Linked DNA regions of Homo sapiens: region 2 is linked to region 1. A link is a contact called in ENCODE Hi-C or POLR2A ChIA-PET data. All regions are on one chromosome and are shown on one strand. The core of a region is the stretch at or near the end of the contact, and the rest is flanking DNA. Distances in the headings are between cores, read along the strand shown. Region 1 overlaps LINC02958 (long intergenic non-protein coding RNA 2958). Region 2 holds the start of TTC39C (tetratricopeptide repeat domain 39C).

What was found. A loop is a pair of places that touch in the nucleus more often than their neighbours do. ChIA-PET counts read pairs that join two places held with the same protein, here RNA polymerase II (POLR2A). Pooled maps may share reads with other maps.
Region 2: a map of CD8-positive, alpha-beta T cell shows a loop between it and region 1 (4-fold over the local background). The contact joins the promoter of TTC39C here to the enhancer-like site in region 1. A Hi-C loop is called at or near these places in 14 of 168 maps with a recorded cell type or tissue (B cell, CD4-positive, alpha-beta T cell, CD4-positive, alpha-beta memory T cell and 9 more), 16 of 37 single-sample maps with no recorded cell type and 26 of 50 pooled maps. POLR2A ChIA-PET finds 5 or more read pairs at or near these places in 16 of 52 experiments (CD4-positive, alpha-beta T cell, CD4-positive, alpha-beta memory T cell, CD8-positive, alpha-beta T cell and 12 more).

Annotation. Positions count from the first base shown.
Region 1 is chr18:23,958,307-23,966,157 of GRCh38, reverse strand. LINC02958 (long intergenic non-protein coding RNA 2958) reads left to right here. Exons shown (of 2, transcript NR_199650.1): 2 at 7,527-7,851. Among named protein-coding and RNA genes, the nearest start is that of LINC02958, 20 kb to the left of the region's middle. Within about 2 kb of position 1,722, at least 4 of the 41 ENCODE cell types and tissues checked have a DNase peak (open chromatin) inside an H3K27ac peak, as active enhancers do; they include CD8-positive, alpha-beta T cell, where a contact is called at or near this core.
Region 2 is chr18:24,009,524-24,017,258 of GRCh38, reverse strand. It overlaps TTC39C (tetratricopeptide repeat domain 39C), which reads right to left and starts at 2,505. Exons shown (of 14, transcript NM_001135993.2): 1 at 2,221-2,505. The coding sequence starts at 2,387. TTC39C-AS1 (TTC39C antisense RNA 1) reads left to right here and starts at 1,799. Exons shown (of 6, transcript NR_110796.1): 1 at 1,799-1,955; 2 at 4,218-4,342. RefSeq lists silencers at 2,089-2,268, 2,349-3,268 and an enhancer at 7,130-7,259.

The sequences.
Region 1 (7,851 bases), core at 473-2,972:
GAGACACACACCTGTATTTTAAGTGATTCTCAGATGCTTCTGCTGCAAGGGCAGGTGAGAGCCCCTGGATGAGATGAGCCAACCAAGCTGTGAAATGAAGACAGTAAGTAACTCAGCTTTTGGCACCTGGAAAATGGAAATAGAAGAAAAAAATGAAATAGAATCCATAAGCTTTATTTTCTATCCGTCAGCCCACCTAACTGTTAATTATGTGAATCAGTGCCACTCAAAACCTATCTAAAACTATAACCCATGATATGTCCTCAGTTTCCTTCAGTAGCCACTGTCTGTGTACCTGGCCACTGGCCCTCGCACTGCCCATTGACATTTTGCCCACTCTTCTCAAGCCTTCTCCCCCAGACAACCTTATCTCCTAATTCACTAGGAAAACAGAGGCCCCCAAATTCCCCACCTGTACACAATGCTATCTCTCTCCACCTACAGTCACCTCCTCTCCTCTAGGCTCAGGGGAAGAGGGGCTCCCTCACCTTTCTTCAAGGTCACTCCCTCCAAGAGTCCTCCAAGTCCATTTCCTGCCCCCTCACCTCTTCAGTAACTAGGCTGCTTTCCCTCTGCTCTTCCTTTTTAGCTCTCCCTATAAACTATGTCTTTCCCAGCATACAAAACATTCTATTCTGCTTTCTTAAATCAAAACAAAACAAAGCAATCCATCACAATCACAGGTCCTCCAAGTTCTCCTTTTCGTTACAACTAAGCTTCTTGGAAGAGTAATCGACATGATCTGCTAACACCTTCTTACTTCCCATTCACTGTCTTCAGTCTATTGTAATCTGACTTCTGGCCCCATTGTAGGACAAGCCGCAGATAAAACCTCTCAGACACCGAGTTATAGAAGGAAGGGCTTTATTCAGCTGGGAGCATTGGCAAGCTACTGCCTTAAAATCCAAGCTCTCCGAGTGCACAATTTCTGTCCCTTTTAAGGGCTCACAACTCTAAGGATTTCACATGAAAGGGTCATGATTGATTTGAGCAAGCAAGGGGTATGTGACAGGGGCTGCATATACCAGTGGTCAGAGAGAAACAGAACAGGGCAGCAAGTTTCACAATGTTCTTCTATATAGTGTCTGGAATCCATGAATAACATCGGTTTCTAAGTTATGAGTTGATTTTTAACTACTGGGTTTAGGCCAGGCAGGCCCAGGCCTGGTTTTGGGCCTGGCGCCAGGCTGCCTCTTTGGTTTTACTTCCTTGTTGTTTTCTTAAAACAGGTGATGAGTATAAAACAATATAAAACAATATGAGAGGGTCTCTCTCTTCTCTCACCATCACTCCACTAAAATTGCCCTTATCAAAGATACCAACTGGCTCTTTCTTGCTAAGTCCAGGGCTTCACAGTAGATAGCAGGGGTCAGCACGTTCCCCCAAGGACCTGGCTCCTGCACAGCCCTGCCCCGCAGCATCATCTCCTTACAAGCGCTTGCCCCCTTGCGTTTCCTGCTCACACTACCAGAGGTTCTCTCTAGTTCCCCTAAGCCACGCCCTCTTTCCTCTGTGCCTCTGCTTGTGCTCTTCCCTCTGCCTGTAATGCTCCTTTCCACATTCTTCATTCCTGAATTACACACGTCTTGGCTCAGGTACCTCCCTATTCTCTTTGGAGGTAAAGAGTTATTTCTAACTGAGATGGGAGAGGAAAAAAATGGCTTCCACCACTGGGCAGCACCATGGCCTCCCTGACGCTTCCTGTGCAACACCAATATATGTCCCCCGGCTGTAGCAGCTCAGGAGGTTCGTGCTGCTTTGTATTCTACTAGAAAGGCTACCTTGTTGCCTCCTCACTTAAGTGCAGATTCTCTATTAGATCTGGATGCTAGTAATAGGATCATTTTCTAGGGACTCCTACATGAAATGTGAAGTTCTATTTAATGCAAGTCCTTGTTGCTGTACTACCATATTTCTCACATTTGCCTGATTGTGAAAATCACCTGGTGTTTTTATTGAAAATGCAGATCTCCACGCCACTGCACACCAGCCTGAGAGACAGAGCACGACTCCATCTCAAAGAAAAAACAAAAAAGAAAAGAAAATGCAGATCTCTGGGCCCCACCCATACCTGGGGACTCAGAATCACCAGGGCAAGGTCTCATCCTTATGCGTCACATGTGTTTTGAGATCTCATTATCTCCTGGGAGGTAGGTCTGTGAGTTATGGCTGGCAAAGCCAATTACCTGCCAATTACCTCTTGAAAGAGCAACACTGTGCTTGCTGAACTGGAGAAACTGGGGCAGTTGAGCAACATCTGAGATCAAGGCAAAACAAAATGCTTGGTAAACTTCCCCTCATGAATGAGTTCTTGGCTGGTACTCCTTATTTTTTCCAGGGTGGGATTTCTTCAAATGAAATATTAGCTTTTTGCACAAGGTACACAGGGGAAGGGAGAGTGGAGTTTTGTGGGTCCTGGTAGCACTCTTCTATCTCACAGTGCTGCCATGGAATCCCAACACCCACCGTGGCTCAAGTTTCAGGGCATCTGGTTGAGTGGGGTCATTAGCCCTCATAGAGAGGTTGAGCTTAGGGCTCCATCTCCAGGTCACTGAAAATTTATGATGTGGACTTGGATATCCCCCTCATTGCTTCATTATTGCTCAGGGATCCTAGTGACATCTTGATGAAAAGGCAGGATTTTAAGTATGTATTTTCTCTTGTCCCTACCATGTGAAACCATATGGCCCTCAGCCACCAGGGATAGAATTGGAGGATAAAGCAGGATTCACTTATCCAAGTTGGGGTCAAAAAATGGAAGCTGAGGTAAAGAATGGAGAGGGTAGCCTCTGTTTTTAGGGACATCTGCACACAATGAACTATTATTAAAGCATCAGACTTATCCTGGTCAGTGCTTCTCTCAGAGGGACACAGGCCACCAGGCTTCCCGTTTCTTACACCTAACCCGACTTGAGGGAACTCTTTTTTTTTAAGAGAGAGAGTTTTGCCCTGTTGCTTAGGCTAGAGTACAAGTGGCACAACTGTGGCTCACTACAGCCTCAAACTCCTGGGCTCGAGTGATCCTCCTGCCTCAGCCTCCCAAGTAGCTGAGATTACAGGTGGGAGCCACCGCACCTGGTCTTGGGGCACATTTTATTTCCAACTTAAAACAACATTATATGTATATGTCACATATTAATAATATATAATACATATAGCAAACAATGCTATATGAACACCCTTATGGTTGCATTGTTACTCATATCTGTTTTTTTTAAGACAGAGTCTCACTTTGTCACCCAGGCTGGAGTGCACTGGCACGATGTTGGCTCACTGCAACCTCTGCCTCCAGGGTTCAAACAATTCTCCCTACTTCAGCCTCCAGAGTAACTGGGATTACAGGTGTGCACCACCATGCTCGGCTAATTTTTGTATTTTTAGTAGAGATGGGGTTTAGCCATTTTGGCCAGGCTGGTCTTGAACTCCTGCCTTCAGGTGATCCTCCTGCCTCAGCTTCCCAAAGTGCTGGGATTACAGGCGTGAGCCACCATGCCTGGCCTATATCTTTCTTAACTAACTAGGACAAATTCCTAGAAGTAGAATGCACATTTTTTTTTTCCTTTGGCTTTTTCCTTCAACTTTTAATTTAAATTCCAGGGCCCATGTGCAGGATAGAATGCACATTTTAAAATTTCAATATCTATTCCCAAATTGCCACTTTCCTGCCCCAAAGTGATACCAATATACAATCCTATTGCTTACTTATAGATTAAACAACCTTTGTCAATTTTATAGACAAAATAATATATTTCATATTTTACATTTATTTGATTTCTAATTAGATTGAAGATAGGCCTCATACGCTTAGGGGAAATTTGTATTTCTTCTTTTTAAATTATCCTGTCCTTTACCATTTTATTATTGGGGTGTTTATATATTTTTAGAATTAATCTGCAAGAGCTCTTAATCTGTAAGATTACGCTTTCTCTGTTATATGTTGAAATATTTTTCCAGTGCTCTATTTTAATTTCATTGCATTTCTTGCCTTCTAGAAATTTAATATTCTTATGTGATCATATTTACTAATTTTTTCCTTATAATTTCCTTATTTGGTGCCATGTTTAGAAAACCACTCCTCAACCTAAAGCATATAAATAATTTTCCTAATGTTTTCTTGCAGCACTTGATGGTTTATTTCACTTGAATCTTCAATTCATCTGGAATTAATTTGGGTAGAAGATGCAGGATAAGGAGCCATCTTTAATGTTTTAAATGGTTAGCCAGTTACCCAACTTCAAGGGGACATATTATTACCTTGGATCAAAAAATGTAAAACGAGATAATTTTAGTCTGCCTCCTCCAAGATTAAAAAAAAGCCAAAGAGGAGTATGGGCTGGAAAATCAAGAAAAGGAGGAGACTAATCCAAAAAATGGAAGCTGAAGTTGCCAGAAGTGAATGGCTGCACATTAGGCCTCCCAGTCCTCTTTCTCCTTCATGGTTAGAAAGAGGTATGGCAGCCTTCACTTGGCCACAAAGCTTTACCAGGCAGTGAAGATACAGGCATTAGGAGACTTGATTGCTTTACTTACTTTGACACAGAGGTAGCATAATGCTACCTTAGAATTTAGATGATAATTCCTCTTCCCTTTTCTTCTCATGCATTGATTGAAAATATATGTTAAATTTATTTACAAACTGTAAAGTGCTATTCAAATATGAAATATCATTAGTACCAATGAATATTTTTATTCAGAAGATATTCTCCATGGGTAATCCAGTCAAAATTCACATCACAACATGAGTATTAAATAATCAGTCAAAATGCATCCTCATGGAGCAAAGGATTTCTTGATATTGGTTGACACAATGGGCAGAGTAGGCAATATTCCTTGTTTTTGTGAAAAGCAAGAACTAGTCATATTACAAATATAATATTGTCAAAACCTAGGACAAGATTTCCTTCCACTCTTTGGAGGGTGTCTAAGCTTGGGTTCCCTTGGAGCAGACTCTGAGCAGGAATTTGAGTGCAGGGAATTTATGTTGGAAGGGAAGGAAAGACCAATAATAGGAGGAGGGGATGAGGGAAGGAGATAGGGAAGGTAAGGCAGTGGAGGAAGAAATGTTCCCAAGCCAGATCCTGCTGTGGGTGACTGGCATGTAATCCTGCTGGAGAAACTCCGGGATATGGGGGAAAATGCAGGTTCCAGGGGGTGTGGGAGCTAGCCCCAGACTCCTGTGAGCCATTGCTGGTGAACTGCACTTATGACATTAATCCTCTGCACAGCTGATCTGCTGCATAGGTAAACAATGCTGGCTTCAGCAGCCAAAGAAATGCTGGGGCTGGCACTTAGAAGGCAGGGTGGCAGGCTCTCAAGTGGTCAGGGTGAAGTGGGTGCTGGTAGCATCTTCTACAGAGGTTTCTCCTTTTTTATCCCCCCCTCTTAGAGCCAAGGTCTTGCTCTGTCACCCAGGCTGGAGTACAGTGGTACAAACATAGCTCACTGCAGCCTCAAACTCCTGGGTTCAAGCAATCCTCCCACCTCAGCCTCCTGAGTAGCTAGGACTACAGGCATGCACCACCACACCTGGCTAATTTGTTTTCTCTTATAGAGACAGGGTCTTGCTATGTTGCCCAGGCTGGTCTGAAACTCCTAACCTCAGGAGATCCTCCTACCCTGACTTTCCAGAGTGCTGGGATTACAGGCATGAGCCACCACACCCAGTCCCAGAGGTTTCTCCTTAATTTGAAATACATCTTACGTATGTACACAGCAATGCTATATAACAGGGGAACATTTACTTTCTCCATTGTTTCCTCAGAATGGCAAATCAGGAAAAGTGATAAACATATGTCACATGTAGAATAGGAAACTTCTTTATTAGGTCTTTGGCTTTTTGATATTTGAATATCCAAATATTTAAATCTCCAAACATGCCTAGGAATAACTAAAGCCACAAGGAAATATTCAACTTTTGATACTTCCACTCCATGTTTTTACAGTGTTGTTTATAGTAGTTACATACATATATATTTTATATCAAATATATATAGTAGTACTTATAGTAGCAATATTACTACTATAAACACTGTAAAAAGAGTGAAAATATCAAAAGTTGAATATAGATTATAGTAATATATATTAAGATATATATTCACATTTATAGTAATATATCATATATATATTTGATAGAGGTTCTTGCACTGTTGCCCAGGCTGGAGTGCAGTGGTGTGATCATAGCTCACTGCAGTCTTGAACTCATGGACTCAAGAGATCCTTCCACCTCAGCTTCCCGAGCAGCTGGGACTACAGGTGGGTGCCATCATTTCCAGCTAATTATTTTATTTTGGTAGAGATGGAGTCTTGCTGTGTGGCCCAGGCTGGTCTTGAACTCCTGGCCTCAAGGAATCCTCTCACCTCAGCCTTCTAGAGTACTGGGATTACAGGTGTGAGCTAGCATGCCCAGCCAATAGTAATAATATTAACAATGATATTCTCATAACATTTTCACATCTGCCATTTCATTTAACTCTCAAAGAAGCCTTATGAAGCAAGGGAGGTAATTTCTGTCCCTCAAACTTCTAGGAAATTTTAAACGCCCTGACAGAAAGCTTACATGCTTAAACCACTGCTGAAATTACAGGCCCAAGGGAATAAGGGGTGGCTCAGATTCAAGAGACTTCCAAGAGCAATAGCTCTTCTCCAAAGTGGGGGGGGGGGTGGGGGGGGGGTGAGGCTTTCCTCTCATTGTGGGAAAGTGGGAAGAGATAGTTTATAGGAAACTAAGGAATAGGAGAAAAGCCCCCTGGGAGCTGGGCTAGGCAGAAGCTGTCCCAGTAGCAGCTGGTCTTTGGCCCAGGAAGTGCCCCTGATGTCCTAGGATGCATTTCATCCTCTGGCAGAACCCCTCCTCCCCCACTAAGGACACTGCACTTCTGGGGAAAACATGGATGTTTGGGATTTTTTCTCCCTTGACAGCACTGCCGTTGAATACTAGCTATGCTCAACCACCTGTTTTCCAGAATATAACCTTTATGTGTAAGGAAGCATATTTCCTACAGGAATAGTAAATACCTTCCGAGATGTGCCTTTCGAATGGACACCATGCCAAGCTGCAGCTCCGCCACACAGCTCCATGCTAACTGTTTAGAAATGCATGCTCCCTGAGTGTGAAACGATTAAAGTTAGTGGTTAATATGCAAAAGCCTTTTGAGCAAGTGATGATTTAATCAGTAAGTGTGTGCTGCTGTGTGACCTGTGTGCATTCGCAAGACTCAAGTGCTGCAGAAAGTTCCGGCCCTCTGCCCTCTGAAACTCCCAATTCTCATTTTATCAAGGGCTCAATGTAGAGTAAAATAAACCACACATTCAAAATGTATGGAGAAAGAAATCTTCTGGAAATGGAAAGTTACACTTTATATACTGGGGTCATACAAGTCTTTATGAGCGAGGCAGAAAAGACATTTCCAGTCAATAGCATTCACCATCTCAGGCCCCTGTCCCTCTACTTTGGGAGAATTACGTTCCTTGCCCTGAGGATGATTAACAAGGATATCCCCGATTTCATCTCTGCTTTCTATTCCCAGCTACGCAGACATTGTGCTGGAATTTCTATGCTGAAGAATTAAGCTATATTGTTTGGCAAAAGAAGAAACTGAAAACAAGAAATCCATCCCTTTCTACCACTGCTATTATATCATCCACGTTTAAAAAAAAAAAGTTTGTATGTAGTTATATACAACAAGAAGTTTCTGCTTCGGATTTCTCTGTTGGGCAGGGTGGTGGGAGGGATGGGGTCTCGAGTTTTTCCCAAGTGAAATCCTGGTAATCCTGCCTGAGAGAATTCTTATGAAAGTTTCACTCACAATGAAAGCAAACTTCCAAGGTGGAGGAGGGTGAAGCCGGCTGGCT
Region 2 (7,735 bases), core at 1,256-3,755, 50 kb before region 1:
CAAAACATACATCAGAAGCACCTTTTGGGAGGGGGGAAGAACGCAATGATTGTCCACACCACAAACAAATCAGATGGAGCCAAGGAAAGCTGATAGGATGATACCATCTCTGTCTACCTGTCTTTTTCCCTCCCACCATCTCTAAAAAAGGCTTTTTAACATTGCTGGAAAATAAGGTCTCAGAGCAGATGACAAATTATCATAAATTTAGTGAGGGAAGCAGAATGGTAAAATGAAAAGAGTCCTTGATTTAGAACTATAGTGTTTGTGTCCTGGTCCACAGTAAAAACTAAGTCTCATGTCCCTCGTTACAAAACTGTCATGATAAGATACACCTCACTCTTTTGTTGTCATGAGAATAGTGAGAATATATAAGGGAATGTGTCTAGCACTGTGCTTGGCAGAAAAGAGGTACTACAGTTTTCCCTGCCTTATCTTCAGTTCCCATTTCAAAATACAAGCAGACAGCACCTAGCTATACAAGGTAAATATTCCCTGGACACCTCCAACGCACTCACCCACAGAGAAGTATCTTTGAAGGGGCATCTCTCTGCTGTTGCTGGGAGAGAGTTTTCCAACCACTCATATACTGCCTTCTATTAACAGTGCATAAAATTTCTTAGATAGTGCAAAAATTTCATGCTTTCAATGTAAAGGTAGTATTTTCGCCTACTAAAGAAGGGTTAAAAAAGACCATTAAAATAAATATCACAGGAGACTTCAAAGCAAGAAGTACTTAAACATGCAAGTACCTAAATCATCAACTAAAAAGGGTAAATTTGACTCTACAACTATCTCCATCCTTCTCTCATACGACACAAACTGGTAGTCTAAAAAAGGAATCATAGCACGGTACAGGAAATATTCACACCTTTTTTCCTGAGGGCTTCTTAAAAACTACAAAAGAGAAATTGTGTGACAAGTAAACCTTTTAAATCCCCCATCAACAGCCTTTGATGAAACTCCATCTTGAAACCAGACCTGTATGCTTTAAAAATGAAATGTTCTAAGTAAAGCGAAGTTGTTTTTACTTTCAGACCAAAGGGGGGAAAAAATCACCGATTTAAAAGTAAAAGGGCTTTAGTGAAAAGTTCACAGTTGTGAGATACTTGCTTCGCCATTAAGAAGGTGGAAGCTCTGCTGGGTAGAAACCACCATTCTCTGAGGTCTGAGACTTTAGGCATTCTCATTCTTACAGACTCTGTCTCCCGGTCACAGTTGTACATTGGTCCTCTCATTCCAACCAAACTACAGGGTCTCCATAGCGTGAAGCATGTGGTCCTTAAACGTGTTGGGGAAAGCTGCTAATCAACGTCCTTAAGGCTCGTCAACAATCAGACGGCAAATCACAAACTTGCTTCCTCAACCCGAGAACAAACACTCCAGGTCCCCAAAGAAATGAAGGTTCCTTCCACTCCCACAGGAAAACTACCAGGTTTCAGTTCTTTCGCTTTATTTTTTAAAAGACAAATAAAAAATTAACTGAACACACGTGTTTTCCTACCATTCTCATACTTTTTAAAAATCCCTCCATTTTCTTCCTTCCTTTATTTACGTTGGAAAAATTCTTAATAAATAACGCCTGCTTGAAAGACATCAGGAACTCATTTTGAGGACTGAGTTTGCAGAAGACAAGGCAGAGAGATGAGTGGGCAGAGTTGAGCTGAAATTTTTAAATTCCTGCACGGCAAAGCAATTGTGCGTATCTGTTTTCAAACAATAAAAGCGTCTGGAATTGCACAATGTTGCAGAGCCATGCGAGGCGCGAGGAGCAGGCAGCCGGAGGGCTCCGTGTCACAAAGGCTGCCGGGGCAGCACGCGAGCCAGAGTCACGACAAGCCCGGGTCCCAGGCTCGCTGCTGCCTCAAATCTCATCCGGTCCCAAAGCCAGCTGCCCTGCAGAGAGGAGCCTACCGGCACCGGGCACGTCTGTGGGAGGGCGAGGCTGGGAGAAAGTGAGAGGGGGACTGCGGGCGCGCGGGGCGGGCGCGCGGCGGGTCCCGGGAGGGAAAGGACAACGGAGCCGGGGGTAGGGGGTGGACGAGGAGATGTGGCAGAGGCGCATTCCCTCTGGCTGATCTTGCCAGGGAGGAGACCTGAGGACCGGAATCGGTGACCGACAGGAGGGGGAGGGGGCTCCCGGGGGCCGCAGGTCGAGGCGCGTGAGCCGGACACGAGGTGCGCGCTGCAGGGTTGGGGAATCGGGGACGCGTGGGTCACCTGTATTGTTTGAAAAGCTGGTCCGACTCCCTGAAGCCGTTGTTGAGCAGCATGTTGATGCCGGCCAGGGCCAGCTCCGCGTCCTGCAGGGGCGCCGCCGCCGCCGCTGCCGCGTCCGAGTCTCCGTCGTCCCGCCGCCGCGGCCGCTGCTGCTCCGAGCCGGCCATGGGCGTGCGAGGCCCTGCGCTGGGCCGAGGCGAGATCGGGAGCAGCTGCTGCGGCCCCGCGCGCGCCCGGAGCCCGGCTCTACCTGCCCGGAGCCAAGCGGAGCCGGGAGGGGAGGGGAGGGGAGGGGAGAAGACGGGAGGGAAGAGGAGGGAAGGACCGCGGAGGGAGGAGCCGCGGCCCGGCTGCGGCGCGGCGTGGGAGGTGGGCGTCCGGCCGCCGCCGCGGGGATTACTCAGCAGCACCCGCCCGCTCCTCTCGCGCCCTCCGAAGCACCCAACTCGCGCGGGCCCCGAAGCGGAATCCGTTTCCGGGTGTCTCTCACCCCGCCAAGCCGGTCCCCGAGCGGCGGCCGCCTCCACTTCCTGCAGCCCCCGCGCCCCGGCCCCTCCCGGGTCCCCAAGCCGCGCCTTCGCCCACCGCCCAGGACTGCTCGGACACACGCACGCGAGACCCGGAGACCCGAGCGCCCCACCCTCCCCCGAAGGGGCCGGACCCAGGAGTCGGGAGGAGGGCAAGGCGCGGAGGGAGAACGAGCGTGCGGATGTGGAAGGAAAGGGAAAGGGAAGGGGAACTCCGCCCGGGCCGCTATGCTAGCGCGCGGCGCTTTGTCCACGAGTAACTGAAACTCCACGAGTAACTGAAACCCCACGCAGCCCGCGCCCGCGACCCCAGACTTCATCCCGACCCTGGGGCCGCCCCCTAGGACCAGGGCAGCCAATTCCCGAGGAGGTGGGCGGCGGGGGCGGGGTCTCTGGCACCTGCCCCGCAGCTCCCCGGAGCCCCGCGCTGCGGGACTGCAAGGCAGAGCCCCTCGGATCCCGGTACCACCCACTCCAGCCCGCCACCAACATTTGCGCAGTGGGGCAGGAGGAGAAATGGAGGCCTATATGCCATGTGCCCAAATATTTAAAAGTTATAAATTCAGCTGCCAAAGTGTGTTCTATTCTCACACTGCCAATTATTCTTGCAAAGCTTTGGCGTTCATATGACCAAATGTCAGCAAAACATCAAAAGTGACTGAATTTAACCATTATCACAGAAGTCTCACTGTTCTGATGATGGGCTGGTGATATCTGGATGCCTAATATTCTAGAGACAAGCAATTCATAAATCATCTTTATGTTTTTTCCACAAATTTATTTTTCTCTAATTTAGCAAAATCCCTTAATGTAGTGTTGCAATCAAGATTATGCTCTAATGCCAAATTGGACAACCTTCCTTGAGTCGCTGTCGTTTTTAGAGTGTAGTTTATTAATTTCAACTTGAAGAAACTTTGCTGAAACATTTATAACAGAATTTTTTTTAAATGAAAGCAATCCTCAGGTTTAGAAATAACTCCTGAATTTTAAACATTATGTCATCCATTATCATGGGACCAATATAATAAGTTATTACAGAAAAATGCAAAATAATTTTGTCATGTAAGTTGCTTTTACTTATTTTGTAAATTGTACCATCCCTTATAAGAATATCTAAATCCATACAGGATTTTCAACTTTTATAAATAGAAATTTTAGAGTAATAAGAATTACTGCCACTCCTTAAGTGTCATGTGTAACTGTTGCAAAGCCATGCTAATTCTTGAGTACATCTGGAACCACAAACTGGAACACTGACAGAAGCAAGAAAATGGACGATTCACATCCTTGGGAAACAGTACGTTGTAATGCAGGAGTCACTGCATTCATGCTGTCTGAGAAGAAGGATTTGACAAGCTGACCTTTAAAAGAAAATCTAGGTTTTCTTGGATTTAACATAATGTTAGTCTCAAACATCAGCAGTGTCACCATCCTTCATGGCACTGAGAGGCTGTAACCTTTTGTTTTTAGGGCACTGAGCTAAAGATGAGAAGAAGCGTTCCCTGGAGCCTGCATGGCATCAATCATGAGAATGGATGTTGAGGGTTATGCACCCCACTGAGGCAGCACTGAATGCCAGATCCCAAGTTACAGAGGTGCTTGTATGTTTTTAAATAAATTTATGCGTGTGTGTGTGTGTGTGTGTGTGTGTGTGTGTGTGTTTTGATGGGCAGGGCCCTCAAACGCAGGTCTTAGGGACTGTACTGCTCATTGAGGCCCACATGAGGCCATTGGCATGGAGGGCTCCCCTGGCCACACACTGCCCGAGGTCACCCTGACAACATGCACTTACAGGCTGCTGGAACTTTGGATCTGTGGAACCATTTGCCCAGATCCCTGAAGCAGTCTAGTCAATAAGGGAGAGAAGCCAAGAGCAAAATATCAGACATAGGAGATAGCCTGCAGTCCCCCAACTGAGAAAGACAGCCAAGCACAGTCCTGTATGTCCCTATTACTGGGAAGAAAAAACAAGAATTTCAAGGAATTGATGACACTATGTTTATGAGTTATACTTGAGGCCCTGCAGCTGAGGATGTGGGGAGGGGTGAGCAAAGTCAGAGCACTCTTTGTGGGGCTAGTTCTGTCTCAAGAACCTCACACAGTCCGTTGTGCAGACAGGGAAATTTAATTGTTGAACAATTAAGGCAAGGACCACTGCAACCGCCCAGCACCCCACAATAGGCAGGGGAGGGGTGGCGTGGATAGAGGGATAACTCTACCATGTAATACACACCAGATATGTGCAAAATTGGATTTAACCAGGTACCAAAACAGTTACATTAGCATCATCATCATGAAGGGACATTTTAAAATATTTGCCCGTGGTGAGGGATACAAAAAGAGCCTCCAAATCCTGAAGGAAGAGAACACGTGGACTAGTAATACTTGTGGCAGCTGTAGTTGGCATTGACACCTGCCCCGGATTCACATTGCAAGGGAGAGTTAAGGCTGTGTTTTCTCCACTCGATAAAAATGTCAGGTTATAAAGGCAGATAGTGATATCTAAGAAGTCATGGTGCAAATTACCTACAAAAGGAAGGAAAATCTAGATTCCTAACACTCCAGGACACCATATACTTGACACTGTGAGATTCTCAGCACCTTCCTGCAAAACTAATGCAGTCTTCAGTGCACTTGACTTCAGCCAAATAGGATTTATCCGAGTGTTTCCTTTGGAAGTTGAGAGACAGAGAGAGTGGAAAAAAGGGAGAAAAAAAGAGAAAAAGAAAAGCCAGCGAGTGGTGGAAATAACCCACTTCCTTTCTGCAGTGGGTGTTGCCAGTATTTTGTGGTTCTTCATTTGATTTCACTGTGAAAATGAAACTTTAATTTCAAATGATCAGTAAAAGAAGGTAGATTTTAAAAAATAAGGTGTTGTGGTTGCAAATGACAGAAAAACCTGACCCAAACTGGCTCAGCAAAGCAAACATATTGATTGGTGTAGAGAAGTTTTACAAAATGAGGCTGTATCCCTGGCTTCAACACTAACCAGGACCCAGTTTCTCCTCTTGACCTCTTAGCTTTGCCACTTTGGTGTTTATTGGCTCTATTCTCAGACAGGGCCGCCTCTCCTGGTCCCAAAAGGTTTTTGGAAGCTCCCAGAGCTACATGCTTGCTGGCTACATCCAGCGGGAAGGCATTGCTTCTCTAACAGCTTAACTGAAATCCCCTAATTAAATCTCACTGGCTTTAATTGGCAAGATTGTAGTCAGGTGCCCATCTTTGCACCAATTAATGTGAGTAGGAGGGGCAGATCATGCTAATTGGATTATGCCAGTCAGGGTCTGCTCCAGGACCTGGATGGGTAGAACCTATTTCACCCAAACTACCTGGCTGGGAAATCCCAGATCTGTTAGGAAAAGAGAGGTAGGGAATGGATGTGAGAGCGACAATCAACAAACATACCCTACCCTTGTCTTCCTGAACATGTTTTGAATTTTTGGAATTACATTCGGTTTTTTTCTTGAGACAGGGTCTCACTCTTTACCCAGGCTGGAATGCAGGGGCGAGATCATGGCTCAATGCAGCCTTCACCTCCCAGGCTCAAGTGATCCCCCTACCTCAGCCTCCTGAGTAGCTGGAACTACAGGCACATGTCACCACACCCAGCTAATTTTCGTATGTTTTGTAGAGATAGGGTTTCGCTGTGTTGTCCAAGCTGGTCTCAAACTCCTGAGCTCAGGTGATCCGCCCACCTCGGCCTCTTAGAGTGCTGGGATTACAGGCATGAGCCACCCATGCCTGGCCTGGAATTATACTTTAAATGCATTCGAAGAATAAAGTACCACAAGAAAACCTTACTGTGTGTACTTTGGTTGTATTACATTTTTCAGTGATGCTAACAGTCATGCCTTTGTGCATCTTTTTGTAAATCCATATTATCCATCAAAATAAATACAGGTTCCCAAAATGTTTGGAATTCTAAGAAGGAGGAGAGTAGGGAAATTAATATCACTATTTTTATGTTGTGCTAGCTTTACCCATTCAGCTCTTCTACTGAAGGTGAAGTAAGATTTAATTAACTACCTTTAACTAGAAGGCAAATCAGGTCAAGGGTTGCTATGTAAAACCTATTAAATTGTTTAGCCTAAAGCTGCCTTCTTACGTATTTTAGCCTAAAGATTTCTCCGTACATAGTGAACTGTAGCCTAACTGGATGCATAAACAGACTGTAACAAACTCTTGTAACAAGTAGCGGAGTTTCAGCCAATCACAGCAGCCAACTGTTCAAACCGTAGCCAAATAAGGCAGACCCCGAGCTGTAAACAACCTGACTGTTTCTGTATCTCACTTCTGTTTTCTTTATGTCACTTACTTTCTTCTGTCCATAAATCCTCTCTGACGCATGACAGCGCCAGTTGCTCTGAATCTATTCTGATGGTGGAGTTGCCCAATTCTCCAATTGTTCTTTGTTCAATTAAACTCTGTTAATTTATCTAAAGTCTTTCTTTTAACAAACCATACAGCAAGTTCCTTCCTTTTCTGCTCATAGGTGGATCACTAACTTGCCTCTAAGGAAGGGAACATAGTTGTGGACCAGTGAGGTTCACCTGGCTGTTTTTGCAGTTGGATGTGTGTCTCTGAGAGGACACTCATGGCTGCCCTGGGAAACCACAGCAGTTACCATGGGCCAGGAAACCATCCCCCTTTGGGTTGGACGCCTCCTCACCTGCCTTTTCATAAACCACATAGCCACTGGAGTGCAGTAATGGTTTAGGCAGGTGTTTACTAGAGATCATTGTTCTGCTGCTGTAGAGAGTCAGGGACAAAACTGGGGAAGAAGGCATTGTCTCTCCTCCACCGCTTTCCTCCCCTGGGAAGCTTAAGCAGTGATCTCTCCTGCACTAGCCCTTGACTGGGGTGTGTCTTTGAGTGTGACTGCAGGTCTTCTGTTGGTCTTCAGATAGTTTCATTCTCTCTCCCCATTATGCCTCCCTTCCCTTTAACCCATCTCCTTCCTTTTCATTGATAGTCCCTGTTCCCTGGAT